Linked DNA regions of Homo sapiens: region 1 is linked to region 2. A link is a contact called in ENCODE Hi-C or POLR2A ChIA-PET data. All regions are on one chromosome and are shown on one strand. Each heading gives the region's core, a stretch centred on a gene start or an enhancer-like site at or near the end of the contact. The rest is flanking DNA. Distances are from core to core; before and after follow the strand shown. Region 1 overlaps MIR3681HG (MIR3681 host gene). Region 2 overlaps MIR3681HG (MIR3681 host gene).

Region 1 (7,444 bases), core at 4,545-7,044, 55 kb after region 2:
CACACAGGCCTGCAGATGCTCAGCACTGGTCCAGAATAGCAACCACCAGGGCATCCTCCCTGTTTTCTCTCCCTTGGAGGGAAGTGCAGTCAATGGGGCCTGGGAACACCTAGATGAGGAGGCACTGTCATTTGCAAACACTTTTTTTTTTAACTTTAATTTCTTGCACGGAAATCAAAGAAATATCATTCAACTAACTTCATAATAAGAGGCAAATGCAGTTTCCTAACCCCAAAATCTCCAGAGGATGAGTATGAATTGATGTGCTAGAATTTGAAGATGGAAGGGCCTTGACTTTTTATTATGAGTGTGATTAAATAAATCCCTCTGGCCACCTCTAAAGCCTCCTCTAATTCTGTCTCTGCCTAGGGACACAAGATCATTTCTTTTCTGAGATGATCTTCTGTACAGCCTTTCTGATATCTCCACATTTGCCTACTGTTTTCTTTCCTATGCTTTTCCGGGAAGTCTTTTTTGTACAAAATTAACATGGGTCTGTTTACATTCAGAAGATTCTTGGGGTGGGGCATTACAATTGCTTGGTTAACCGATCAGACCAATTCTTTCTTTGTATGATATACCTTCCTCATGCACAGCTTCTTCATTTCTGGTTTAGAATAGTCATTGTATCAACCTGCTTAGCATGCTGACTTTGCTTAATTAGCATTGAGGGGTGCAAACCACTTAATTCTCTCACACTGCAACTCACACTCACTGCCTTCAGTTAATTCCTTAAAGATGATGAAGTGGAAGGCAGGGAATATAGAACTCCCTGCCCCCACCACAAATCTAAGCAAACAAGGATGGGACCAGGAGGAAGAACCCATTTGTGTGGGTCCTCCACAGCTGCTGGCTTATGTATTCTTCAGTGTGCCGCTGCAAGGTATAAATGGTGCACATCATTTTGTAGATGAGAAGCGGCATACAGGAGAGGCAGGATTTGGATCTAAACCTGTACCATGAGGTCTCTCAAACTTGGAATGGGAGGTCAGGAGCCACGTTGTTTTCTTCTCTGTATCCTGGGTGCCTGTTATCTTACGGTAGGTGGTCAGTAAACCTGTAACTAATGAATGAACATCTGTATTGGTAAAAAGACACAGGTTACTATTGCTCTTCAAGTGGGGTGGGGATCCGTAGCCAGTAAACCCCAACCCAAGGCCACTTACTGTTTATGAGACTTAACAGACTTGCGTGTGGAGAGCACCCTTCTGACCTCATTGTTTACAAAGGATGTCAAAAGATGTGGCTAGGGTTAGAGTTATCTTAGGAGCAGAGCTCTGGGTAAGAGTCAGATGATCTTTCTGGGCTCCCGGCACTAAGTTTTATATTTGAGCACTAGTTTCTAAACCTCCACATGAAACCAGCTCTCACTGTGCTGCCAAGCCTGAGACATTAGGGACTGAAGTTCCCTTGTTCCAAGAGGATGAGCTTTGTCAAAGGAGGATGAATAGACTCTGCTCATGTTTTGGCTCCAGCAGCCTCCTGCCTATAGAAGCGTTTTCCTTCACTGGGGCTAGGCTGAACTTCATTTCAGAGAGGCATAAAAAGTCTGAGATCCCCAGGGGATCTGGCACAGGAAAATGAAGTCATTTTACATTTGTGGCGTGATTCAAATTGGAATCACACAAGTCAGAACGACAGGATGCTGGAGTACTTTGTTTAGCTCTTCTGTGCTTCAGGAGCTAAGCTTTCTTCAGCTTCCTGGAGAGAGGAAGTGGGTATGTATGGAATACCCATTTGCTTTCTATAGTCTTCAAGGTCCTTTTCCCTTACGTAAAACACCAAGCCTAAATCTTACATTCAGCTTTTTAGAAGGCAGAACAAGCAGCCATTGAGCTCTTGCTGTGGGACTGACCCCGCCTTCTGCCTGATGTCAGTGGGGATACTGCTTACCTTCCTTCCTGCAAGGAAATCCACACACTCTTATTTCATCCGGCCTGGGGAGGAGGGGAAAGAGGAAGTCACCTGTGAAATTGTCTTTGCGCTTTGGACTCAAGCCCCCAGGTAGGGCAGTAACAGGTATTCTAATCTCTGCAGGTCTCCTTACCTTCCTGTTTGGTCTCGGGTGGTTTGTTTTTGACCTACGTAGCTTATGGGTTTTCCCTGCTTGGGCTGCTGCCCCCTGGGTCCTTCCCCTCTCTCCCTGCAGCCTTATGCAGCAACAGCTCCCTGTGCTTTCCCTTCCCTCCTCCTGCTGCTGCATCTCTGCCTTCGCCCCTAGCAGGTGCTCATTCGTCACATCACATATGCTACCATATTGAATAAGCACAACATCCCAGTGGGGGTGGGCTTTGTAGAGAGGAGTCTGAAGTGCAGAGACAATGAGTGAATCACTCAGGCTTGCAAAGCTGGTGAAACAAGGATCCATCTCTGGTCGGCTTACAAATATTCTCCATGCTCCTTCCACTAACTCATGATACGCTTTAAAGTTTACAGTTTATTCTGTACCAAACGTTAGCCCAGCTGTCTTAGTCAGCTTGGGCTGCTGTAACAAAATACCATAGATTGGGTGGCTTAAACAACAGACATTTATTTCTCACATTCTGGAGGCTGGGAAGTCCATGATCAAGGTGCTGGCAGATTTGGTTCTGATGAGGGCCCTCTTCCTGGCTTGTAGAGGCAGCCCCGTCACTACGGGCTCACAGGGCATTTCCCCTGTGTGTGTTCGCACAGAGATCTCCTTCTCTCTTTTCTTCTTATAAAGGTATTAATTCCATCAGGAGAACCCCCTTGTGATAACCAACCTAAATTTAATTAACTTCCATAGGTCCCACCTTCAAATACCAGCACATGAGGGGTTAGGATTTCAACACAGGAATTTCAGGAGGACACATTCAGCCCATAACACCAACCAGTTTTATTTTTACCATCCTCTGGAAACAAAATAAGGAACTTGTAACATGTTCTTCCCGGGCATTAGATGATCTGAATGTGTCACCCTCAAACTCATATGTTGAAACTTGATCCCCAATGTGACAGTATTTTTAAGAGGTGGGGCTCTTAGGCATGATTAGGTCATGAGGGTGGAGCAATGGGATTAGTCCTCTTATCAAGGGGCTTCATGCAGTGTCCTCCCCTTTTTCTTTTTTGCCCTTCTGCTATGTGAGGACACGGTTTCCCTGTGAGGATGCAGCAAGAAAGCACCATCTTGGAAGCAGAGATCCTTCACCAGGCACAGATTCTGCTGGCACCGAGATCTTGGACTTCCCAGCCCCCAAACTATGAGAAATAAATTTCTTGTATTTCTAAAGTACCCAGTCTGTGGTGGTTTTCATATAGCAGCATAAATGGACTAAGAAAAGGATGTTCCTGGGGGTCACCAAGTATCTCACCTGTGTGGTTCCCCATCGTGATAGTTGGATTCAAAGCTGAAGGTTGTCACTGACTTCTGGGTTCTCTCTGCTTGCCTGTCTAGGGCATTAACTCTGGAAATACTTTGTTTCTTTGTTCCCAACCATCCATCTCAAATCTCTTTCCCTGCTTTCTCCAAGGATGTTGTGCAGGTCTTTGTGCAAATAAGAATTTCAACCTATATTGGATAAGCCATATTTACAGAGGTGAATTTGATTTGTAGATATGACCTTTTCCTTGCCCAATGACAGTACCCTGAGGTTGAAGTCTGTTGCTCAGAGAATTTGGATGCACTAGCTTCTCCAAATATCTGCTCATCCACACAGCAGAGGGATAAGAGGAGACCAGTCTGCTTCTCCCTCTTTCCAATCCCTAAACCTTATAATTTGTGTACAAAGGAACTAATTTTGAAGAGCAGAAGGTCAAGGAAGACTAACAAAAATCTATCTTTTTGAAAGAAAGCAGCACTGGATTTAGGTAGCCATACAAATTGTCCCAAGTGGTGTTCTACTCCAAAATAGTGTGCACACCTTTTTAGCCCTACAATGAGTTGGTGGCTGACTGTGCCAAGTGCCTGCTTGCAAAGCTTTCCTCTGGAAGGGAGCCCTGGAAATGCTGAGCAGTGGTGACCCCACATTGCCTTTGGGGGCTGAATTGTCACCAGCCACAAAGATAGATCCTTTTACCTTTTGCATAATCCAGACATGTGGTTTGGAAGAGAAATAATTCATTTAAATCTCCCCTGCCTCTCAATTTTGCATAAAGTAAATTCAATTCCATTCAATTTGCACAGATTTACTGAAAATGTACTCAGGGTTGGGCCCAATGTGAGGTGTTGTGGACACAGTGGCACATAAGACACTGTTTTGGCCCTTGAGGAGCTCATAGTGCAGAGGGAGAGACAGTCAGGTAAAAAATGACATGGTACAGAGATGAGTCACTCTGTTGTGGCAGTGACAGTATAACTGTCCAGTGGGTTCTTCTTGCCCACTGCACAAATAAAGAGCATGACGTTGCAGTAAAGGAAGAGTTTAATGGATGGAAGTCTGGCCATACCACGTGGGACATAGAGTTACTACTCAAATCAATCTCATCCAAGGCTCGTAGGTCAGGGGTTTTTCAAAGACAGTCTGTGGGAGAGGGTGGGGGTGGCCAGGTAATGGGTGTTTGCTGCCGAATCGGGGCAGAGATGAAATTACAGGGGGTCAACAGTGTCCACTTGAGCTCAGTTGCTTCTGGATGGGGGTCATAGGAGCAAGGGTCAGTGGGCCCAAGTAGAGCCATGTGTGTCAGACACGCAAAAAACCTGAAAAGATAGCTCAATTGGCCGATCTTAGGTTCTACAATAGTGGAGTTATTTGCAGGAATGGCTGGCAATCATCTATGTCTACACCTTACCAAAATTCAGATTCCCCTTCTCCCCCAGGTGATGCCCTTTCATTCACTTTACAGAGGTAGTTGAGTTTGGGGGAAGGCCTATTATCATTTAAACTATAAACTAAATGTCTCTCAAAGTTAGCTTAACCCAAAAGCCCAGGAATAATTAAGGGAAAGGCAAGATAAGGATGGGTTTGATCAGATCTTTTACTACCATAATTTTGTTACTACTATAATTTTTGCAAAGGTGGTTTCAACAGGATAGCCTGCGTTGACAGGGGAGGGTGTGTAAAGACCCTGGAGAAACCAACAGAGGTGGCCTGGGGGCAGCCACAATATCTGAGGCTTGGAGAACACAAATGTGTTAACCCAGCAGGCCAGAAGCAGTGTGGGTGTGAGGTCAGATATGTCACAGGCAGAGAGAACACATGCTATCAGCAAAGGCACAGAATCTGAGAGTCCAGCACGCCAATGGAACAGAGTGTGGTGTGTGGAAAGAGGGGCACAAAGGGAGGCAAAGCCCAGGATCGTGGATCAAGGGTGATCCATGCCATGACAATAAGGACAACTCCTTATTGTCATGCAATGCTTCCCAAGATTTTATTGACAGGGCAGAGACACAATCAGAACTGTGTATTAGAAAGATGTCCCTGGAAGCTAGGGATAAGAAAGTTTGCAGAGTGAGGCTCAGCAGGGAGCCACGGACTTAGGTGGGAGGCTATTCCAGGTATCCAGGAGAGAAATGGGGAGGCTCTATGGAGAGTGTGGGAGTAGAATGAGGCTGGCCTTGAGGAATGTCAAGAGGGCAGGACTGACAGTTACCACCTGGACGTGAGACACTGGGCATGGGAAGAGTGCTGCCAGGCAAGTAAGTCTCAGATCAACACACATGCGTTGCTAAAGCTACTGACCAAGGCTCTGGCCAGATTGATGGCCTCCTGGCGGTGGCCTTTACTGCTCCCCTTGTACACCTGAGGCAGAGTTACTTACATTAATGTCTGTGTCTCTTCCACTGCCTTTGCAAACAGATCCCTGAGTTCTAAGTGAATCAGAGCCTGCATGGTACTTTTCCTCTGACTTCAGACTAGTCATACATTTTGGAATTCTTCCATGTTGAACTTTCACATCCTGCACAGAACACTCGGGCCCTGAGACAGCCCTACGCCATTTGGTGAGACCTTTGGTGAAAAGTCAAGGTCTGGGTTTATGACACAATATTTTTTCCTGGTCTATTTATCCCTGGCACAGTTCAGAGCTGGCCTATTGGAACAGGAGGTTCCAGCCTTCTCATTCACCTGGGCACTCTCTAACCTCAAATCAAATTCTACTGTCTCCCAGATTACATTCTGAGTTCCTAAATATGTGGGGAAAAATACTCTCAAATGCCTCCCTAAGAATACACACAGTCATAAAGCTCACGTACATTCAAATTGCTTTTTAAAAACAAAGACCGTGAAAAACCAAAGCTATAAAAGTATGTGAATCATCAACCCAGAAATCATGCCTCAAGGCACGCCTGACAGCATGTTCGTTCCCGGATGCTTTTCCTTCACAAATTATGGAGGCTGCCGACATCCTTCTGGGGAAAGGATTATCTGATTCCGCAGGCAGTTAAGAATAACATGTAAATGTCATTTAGATGAGCTATTTCTACATGGATCAAAAGACACACTCAAGTTACCAACTATGATAGCCAAACCCTTTATTTCAATAAAATCAGAGCAAACCCACAAAACTCTCCCAACTGAATTAGCACCATTGTGGTGTGGGAGGCATTCAGACATTCCTTCCAGGTTAGTAGACTATTTGCAATTCAGCTGTTTTACTGATGTGCATGTTATATAACTGCCACCAGCCATGGGGGAAGCTAGAATCCAAGGCGTCTCAAAATTTTCCACTGTGTACTCAAAGCCAACAGGAGAGAGTGAATGAATACTCCCTTGCTTTATGGTGACATAGCTAAAACTGTCTTTCCAGTAAATACCAGAGTGAGAGGCAATGTAACATAGTGGTTATATTTATGGGTTCTGGGGTAGAGTGTCTTGGATTTGAATCCCTATACGTTTGGGAGCTGCGTGTCTTGGATAACTTCTGTTGCCTCTCTCAGTTTGGATTCTTGTTGGCTTCAACGATTTTATCTTCCTTATTGAGTTACTCTGAAGGTTAAGTTAATAGATGTTAATCCTTAATATATGTTAAGTTCCTCTATTTAAGGGCTCCATAAATGTAAGCTATTGTTTTAAAACAAAACTGTAAGCTCTATGCCTTGTTTTAATTCAGGCAATGTTGCATTTTGCTGTCTCTGTGTCTCTAATACAAAATAATGTTTCCCTCCAAATTTCCAGTAGAATTGACCCTCCCAGGAGAGGTACCATATTTGTGCCTGGATTTGCATAAAACCAGGTTCACTGCCACAGATTCCAAGACTGACCTCACCCTAATGTGAGAAGCACAGTCAGACTGAAGAGAAGGCAGAGATGCTTCCCTACCAAGGCTCCTTGGAGATTTATTGTTGTTTATTTTCTAGATAACTGAGTAAAAACCAATTTTTGTAGGTAATGTTACCATGGAATGGATTACCTAGTTGCTGTAGTTTAATGGGTAATGTCTAGAAAAATATATGTCTCAAAGCTTTGTTGTTTCTAAGGAACTTCACTGGTGACTTTACTTAGTAAGTCAGCACTATGTAGTACAACGGTCACTGTCCAGATCTGGA
Region 2 (6,477 bases), core at 1,289-3,788:
GTTTGTCCTCAGGAGAGCGAGCAATAGGAAAATTAATCACAGATGGCATTGGAAAGGTAGGCAAATGCCGGATCATGTAAAGCATGATAAAGAGTTTGAATTTTGTTCTAGGCACAGTGACAAGCTGTTGGAAGCTTTGAGAAGGGAAAAAGCAGGATGTGATTTGTGCTTTTAGATCACCAACTCTGCCAGGTATGTGCAGCTAAACTTTGGGAGGCCGAGGCAGGTGGATCACCTAAGGTCAGGAGTTTGAGACCAGCCTGGCCAACATGATGGAAACCGCATCTCTACTAAAAATACAAAAATTAGCTGGGCATGGTGGTGTAATCCCAGCTACTCAGGAGGCTGAGGCAGGAAAATCGCTTGAACCCAGGAGGCACACGTTGCAGTGAGCCAAGATCACGCCACTGCACTCCAGCCTGGGCAACAAGAGCAAGACTCTGTCTCAAAAAAAAAAAAAAAAAAAAAGGCTGGAGGCAGGGAGCCCACTGAAGAGGCTGTTACAGTAACCCAGATAAGAGATGGTGGAAGGTTATTCTAGGTGGGATGGAGAGAGGAGGAAAATTCAGCTCTTTTTCAGAATTAGAATCTATAGACCATGCCTGGGATATGAGGGAAAACACAAGAGAAGGATCCTGAATGATTCAGGTTCTTAGTCCCAGCAACTGGTGATTTAGCATCACCTGCGATGGGAAGGTGAGGTTGAAATAAGTTTTGGTTTAAGACAGAGGAAGAGATCATTGTGACAACCTGTAGTCAGTCCCATGATATTCATTTGATTGGAATGTGGAAGGAATAAAAGAATGGGGAAAAATAAGAATATAGGAGTGAGAAAATAACTGGGCACAAAAATAATGAGGATATTGGATGCCAGAAAAAGAGTTTGGGCTTCATCTTGTAATAAAAATATTAAAAATATTTTTCTTGGGTATTTAATATTCCCAAGAATCCAAAAGCAGCATTACTATTTTTATTCTCACATTACAGATGAGGAAATGGAAGCACAGGAAATTTACTAATATGATCAATGTCATATAGAACAACAATAACAGCAAAAAGTCAGGGTTCAAGATCCAGGCGATATGAGTCCAGATCAGTCTCTCTTTCTCTCCGTCTCCGTTCCTCTTTCTCCTCCTTCTCCTTCTTTGTCTTCATTTTTGTCTTCTTCTTTTCTTCATTCTCAATCATCTATCCCTCTGTCTATGATGTAAACCACATACATCATTTACAAATTTTTAAGTAACCACATTAAAAAAAAAAGCAGGTGAAAATAATCTAAATAACATATTTTCCTTAGTCAACTATATCCAAATATTTTCATTTCAACATGTAAGTATAAAAATTATCAATTGAATGTTTTACATTATTTTTCACACTAAATCTTCAACATTTAATTTGTATTGCACACTTACTGCACATCTTATCCACACCATCCACATTTCAAGTGCTCAGTAGCCACAAGTGGCTCACTGATGCCATACCGGACAGCTTAGATTTCTACCCGTACAGAAAATTCTAGAGGAAAATGCCAGGATTATTGTTTCAAAAATATTATGTAAGATTGTAGAGCTTCAGTGGTAGAGCAAACCTAGCAAGAGTTGAGACAGGAGGAATTAAGATTGTCTTAGTCTGTTTTGTGTCACTATAAAGAATATCTGAGGCTGTGTAATTTATTAAGAAAAAATGATTATTTGGCTTATGATTCTTCTGGCTAGAAGGTTCAAGACTGGCATCTGGTGATGGCCTCAGGCTGCTTCTACTCATGACAGGAGAAGGGCAGCCGGCCTATGCACAGATCCCATGGTGAGAAAGGAAGCAAGGGGGAGAGGGAGAGGTACCAGGCTCTCTTTAACAGCCAGCTCTCTCTTGCAGGCATGAATAGAGTTAAAACTCATTCACCCCCAGGGGAGGTATTCCTGAGCCATCTGCCTCTCCATGATTCAGATACTTCCCATTAGGTCCCACCTTCAACACTGGGGATCAAATTTCAATATGAGGCTTGTAGGGAACAAATATTCAAACCATAGTGGAGATGAAGGATTTGTGGATTTCTTATTCCCAGGCTTTTTCTAGGCTCTACCATTTCTTACTGCGAATACAATACCCCAACACCCCTTACTTGTCTCTCTGCTTCCTTTTTTTCTTATGAATGAATGGAGGTGACAAAGGATTTATGACTAAGAGTATTGGTAACAGTGCTCACCTCTGCACCCAAGGCTTACCAACATCGTGTTTTTGTATATACAGGCTGAATACATAACATGCAACCAGGTGGTAATAAAGAATGTTAGTGTCACTTTGTACAAGGACATTATTATAAAAAGTACAAACCATTATCATCTTCACAACTTAGGAGTCCTTTTTAAACTTTGTAATATCCACATGAAGCAAATCTATAGCCTGAATTTCCAAATCTCTCTCTGAAGAAAACAGAAGATCACTTCCTTTCTAACATGAATAATATTTATGCTTACATGTAGGTCAGAGTCAGCCAAACAGCTCTTGTGTCTGAAAGTCTATTTTAGACTTGGCTGTCATGACAACCATGAGATTTGGCCCAGGTGTCTTCTCTCTCCTGACACACAGACAGCAGGTTTGCAGGCCTGGCTGTGAATTCTGGGGAGCAGCACTTAGGAACTGCCATAGGATGATTCAGCCCACTTGGTTTTGGCAGGGGTGCTGACCTAACAGACTGCAAAAAATTCCATTCCACATGGATTCTTAATTTATCAATTTAGAAGAGGACACAGTGGGGAGGGTTATGATCACTAATGGGCAAAGTTGTCATGGTACTGCACGAGCAAGGAAGGCTGGGAAAGAGTGAATAGAGTGAATAAAGGCTATCATTTGAGAGGTGCTCGAACCTAGAATCCAGATTTGAGGTTTCAGTCCTCTGAGCTCACATCCCAGTCCAAGGACATAAGTTATGAAGTAATTCCCTGGGAAGGAGGCCTGCCCTGGCACAGCTCTGACTGCCCATTCTGAATAGCCCATCTCCACTTCATTCTAGTCCCAGGAATCCAGGGGGGTTGGTGACAGCCCTGTCTCTCCTGCCCACCAAACATGTGTGTTTCTAGGATCTCCTATTCTAGGAGACAATGGTTCTCAAATTTGGCTGCATAACAAAATCATCTGGAAAGAAGTTAAAACTCCAGATCCCCTAGTAAAACCCTATATCCATTAAATAAGAATATCTGGGCTAGGAGGCTGTGAAAATCAGGTCAGTACTAGTTTTTCAACCTCCCTAGGTGACTACAACGTACAATCAAGGCTGAGATGCACTGATCTAAAATGAGCTGGGAGTGGACTGTGATATCACATAGAAGCTTGATTTATAGATGTTTTTTAATTAACATAAAATACTAACATAGATTTTATCTGATTAGCCACAACAGTGGTTATCAAAGGGTTGGTTTTACAACGCTTTTTACTCTTAAAAATTACTGAAGATTCCATAGTGCTTTTATTTATGTGGGCTATATCTATTGATATTAACTGTACTAGAAATTATACCTGAGACTTTTTTTATAGCACAAAAATGCAAAAGCACATGTTCTGTTAGCCTTCAGTTTTCTGAAATGCCTTTGAAGGCTTTTCTCCATTGTCTTACCTATTAGCACTTGGCTCCTTTTTACTCATGCAAATTTCTGCAGCCCACTTGAATTCCTCCCTTGAAAATGGGCTTTTCTTTCCTACCACATAGCCAGACTGCAAATTTTTCATACTTACATGCTCCACTTCCCTTTTAAATATAAGTTCTAGTTTTAAGTCATTTATATGATCTTGCACCTGAGCACAGGGTGGTAGAAGCAGCCATGCTGCACTTTGAAGGTTTTTCTTTTTAGAAATTTCTTCCACCAGATACCCTAAATCATCACTCTAAAATTCAAAGTTCTGCAGATCTCTAGGGCAGGGGCACAATGCAGCCAAGTTCTTTGCTAAGGCATGACAAAAGTGACCTTTGCTCCAGTTCCCAATAAGTTCCTCACTTCCATCTGAGATCTTGTCAGCTTGGCCTTCAATATTCATATCGCATATCACTATCAGCATTTTGGTCACAACCATTTAACCAGTTTCTAAGACACTCTGAACTTTTCTTCATCTTCCTGTTTTCTTCTGAGCCCTCCAAACTCTTCTAACCTCTGCCTGTTACCCAGCTCCAAAGTCACTGCCACATTTTCAGATATCTTTATAACAATGCCCCATTCCACAGTAATAATTTTCTGTATCAGTCTGTTCTCTCATTGCTATAAAGAAATACCTAGACCGGATCATTTATAAACAAAAGAGGTTTAATTGGCTCATAGTCCTTCAGGTTGTACAGGAAGCAAGATGCTGGCATCTGCTCTGCTTCTGAAGATGCCTGAGGAAACTTGTAATCGTGGCAGAAGGTGAAGGGGAAGTAGGCATATCACATGATGGGAACAGGAGCAAGAGAGCGAGGAAGGAGGTGCTATACAATTTTATACAACTAAATCTTGCAAAAACTCACTTACTCTCATGAGGAAAGTACCAAGTGGATGTTACTAAACCATGCATGAGAAAACTACTTCCATGATCCAATCACCTCCCACCTGATCCCACCTCCAACATTAAGGATTACATTTCAAGATGAAATTTGGGTTGGGACACACATCCAAACTGTATCAGACAGCCTTTACTTCTGGCCTTAGATTAGAGGACAGAAGAAGTCCATGTGTCTCCTCTGTGGCCCTCATCAAGGTGGAGGCCACATGAGACTTTGTGGCTGAATCAGAGGAACACCAGTAGTTGTAGTGGATGCCTGAGCAGATATCTGGAATCTTGGATGCATGGAGCAATCAATATCTAACATGGTAATTCATATCCTAGAGCTTTCTGTTTTCCCAGGGATTATTTCTGCCACTTTTTTTTATGGCTAAACTTATTCATACTGCAACATTAAAATTGAATAACACTACCCAACTCCTTGGCCATCACCCACCGTCATGTTTCTCTGTTAGGTCGCTCTCCACTGGCTAACACAGAACCTGTACTTGCCCTCTTTCTGGCATTCTCTCTTATGAAATTCTATTTACACAGTCAATCCACCATGTGCCACTTGGCATTTAAGGTCAAGGACCATATTCTTAAACTCTTTATCTAGTTTGTAGCATAAAACCTGTCACACAATAAATGCCCTTTAATTTTGAACTGTATTCATATAATCCTACTATTTACATAAAATAACAGATAATGTATAAAAGTGAATGATACCCAGAAAACACTCAAATCATTGTTATTCCCATTCTATGTTAAAACATAAAATTAATTAACAAAAATTTTTAGGACACTCGTTAACATAAGATTTTATCCACTGTAGACAGAGTTTTGTGCTTTTGGAATTAGCTGCTTAATACCAACAGGAACTTGAAAGCTTAATGCTTCTTTTTTCCTTGTGGTTTCTATTATAATTTTTAGTGGTTTGTTGATCAATCTGAAAAAGAGTACATATAGTTTTGAGACCTCTTGCCTTTTAGCATATTTGCTTTTGAGTCAGCCATGAACTGTCACAGTTGAGAAATACCCTCCTCTGTGTCCCTCTGAATAACCCTCAGGAATCTTCATTCAAGAGAATGGGAATGTAGAAAGGCTTCTGGAACAATCGGGCTTTTGTAGCTATCAAAATTGAGATTCTGTAGTTCTAAGATGGGCCCAAAATTGCTTCTCACCAACTAGAGTTCTTGGTACACAATTTAACCAATTTTTAAAATTAATTAATTAATAATTTTTGAGACAGAGTCTCTCTCTCTGTTGCCCAGACTGGAGTGCAGTGGTACCACCTCAGGTCACTGCAACCTATGACTCCTGGGTTCAAGTGAATCCCCTGCCTCAGCCTCCTGAGTAGCTGGGACTAGAGGCGCATGCCACCACACCTGGCTTATTTTTTGTATTTTTAGTAGCGATGGAGTTTTGCCATGTTGGCCATGGCTGGTCTCCAACTCCTGGCTTCAAGTGATCTGCCTGTCTTGGCCTCCCAAAGTGGTGGGATTACAGGCATGAACCACCATGCCTGGCCAATTTTTTTACCAAATGTTTATGACATTGAGCAAGTCATTTGACTTCAAAGCCTCAGTTTCCTCAACTGCAAACAATCGGAGTGACACTGCCTCATCAGATTGTCAGTTGATTTTATTCCTTCTGTCTTTCCCTTTTGAGAATTTCATTTTAAATACAAGGAACATGTAAACCAGAAAGGGATTTTAGTTCTGTGGGCCTTTCTGCTGGTAACTAATGAAACCACTTAAGCATATTTTCTGTCAGTATTCCTAGAAAAGTGAGAGAGTTTCAAGAGGGCTGAGAAATATTCTGATCTAGAATGTACTCCCCAAAAATGTAATCCACTGAACATCAGTAGGTTTGCTGAGCCTTTAACACAAAAAACATACAGGGTGAATCTTAAGGAGGAGAACATAGTTTCAAGACTTACTTAATCATGGGACACTTTTCAAAAACAAA

What was found. Hi-C counts contacts between places; a loop is a spot of excess contacts on that map. ChIA-PET counts read pairs that join two places held with the same protein, here RNA polymerase II (POLR2A). Pooled maps may share reads with other maps.
Region 1: a loop to region 2 is called in a map of posterior cingulate gyrus, with 8 times the contacts of the local background. The contact joins two enhancer-like sites. A Hi-C loop is called at or near these places in 1 of 168 maps with a recorded cell type or tissue (posterior cingulate gyrus) and 1 of 50 pooled maps. POLR2A ChIA-PET finds 5 or more read pairs at or near these places in 3 of 52 experiments (K562, activated T-cell and naive thymus-derived CD4-positive, alpha-beta T cell).

Annotation. Positions count from the first base shown.
Region 1 is chr2:12,312,402-12,319,845 of GRCh38, forward strand. All of the region lies in intron 4 of MIR3681HG (MIR3681 host gene), which reads left to right. Among named protein-coding and RNA genes, the nearest start is that of MIR3681, 120 kb to the left of the region's middle. Within about 2 kb of position 5,795, at least 12 of the 41 ENCODE cell types and tissues checked have a DNase peak (open chromatin) inside an H3K27ac peak, as active enhancers do.
Region 2 is chr2:12,260,298-12,266,774 of GRCh38, forward strand. The region is part of intron 3 of MIR3681HG (MIR3681 host gene); the gene reads left to right. Among named protein-coding and RNA genes, the nearest start is that of MIR3681, 64 kb to the left of the region's middle. Within about 2 kb of position 2,539, at least 3 of the 41 ENCODE cell types and tissues checked have a DNase peak (open chromatin) inside an H3K27ac peak, as active enhancers do.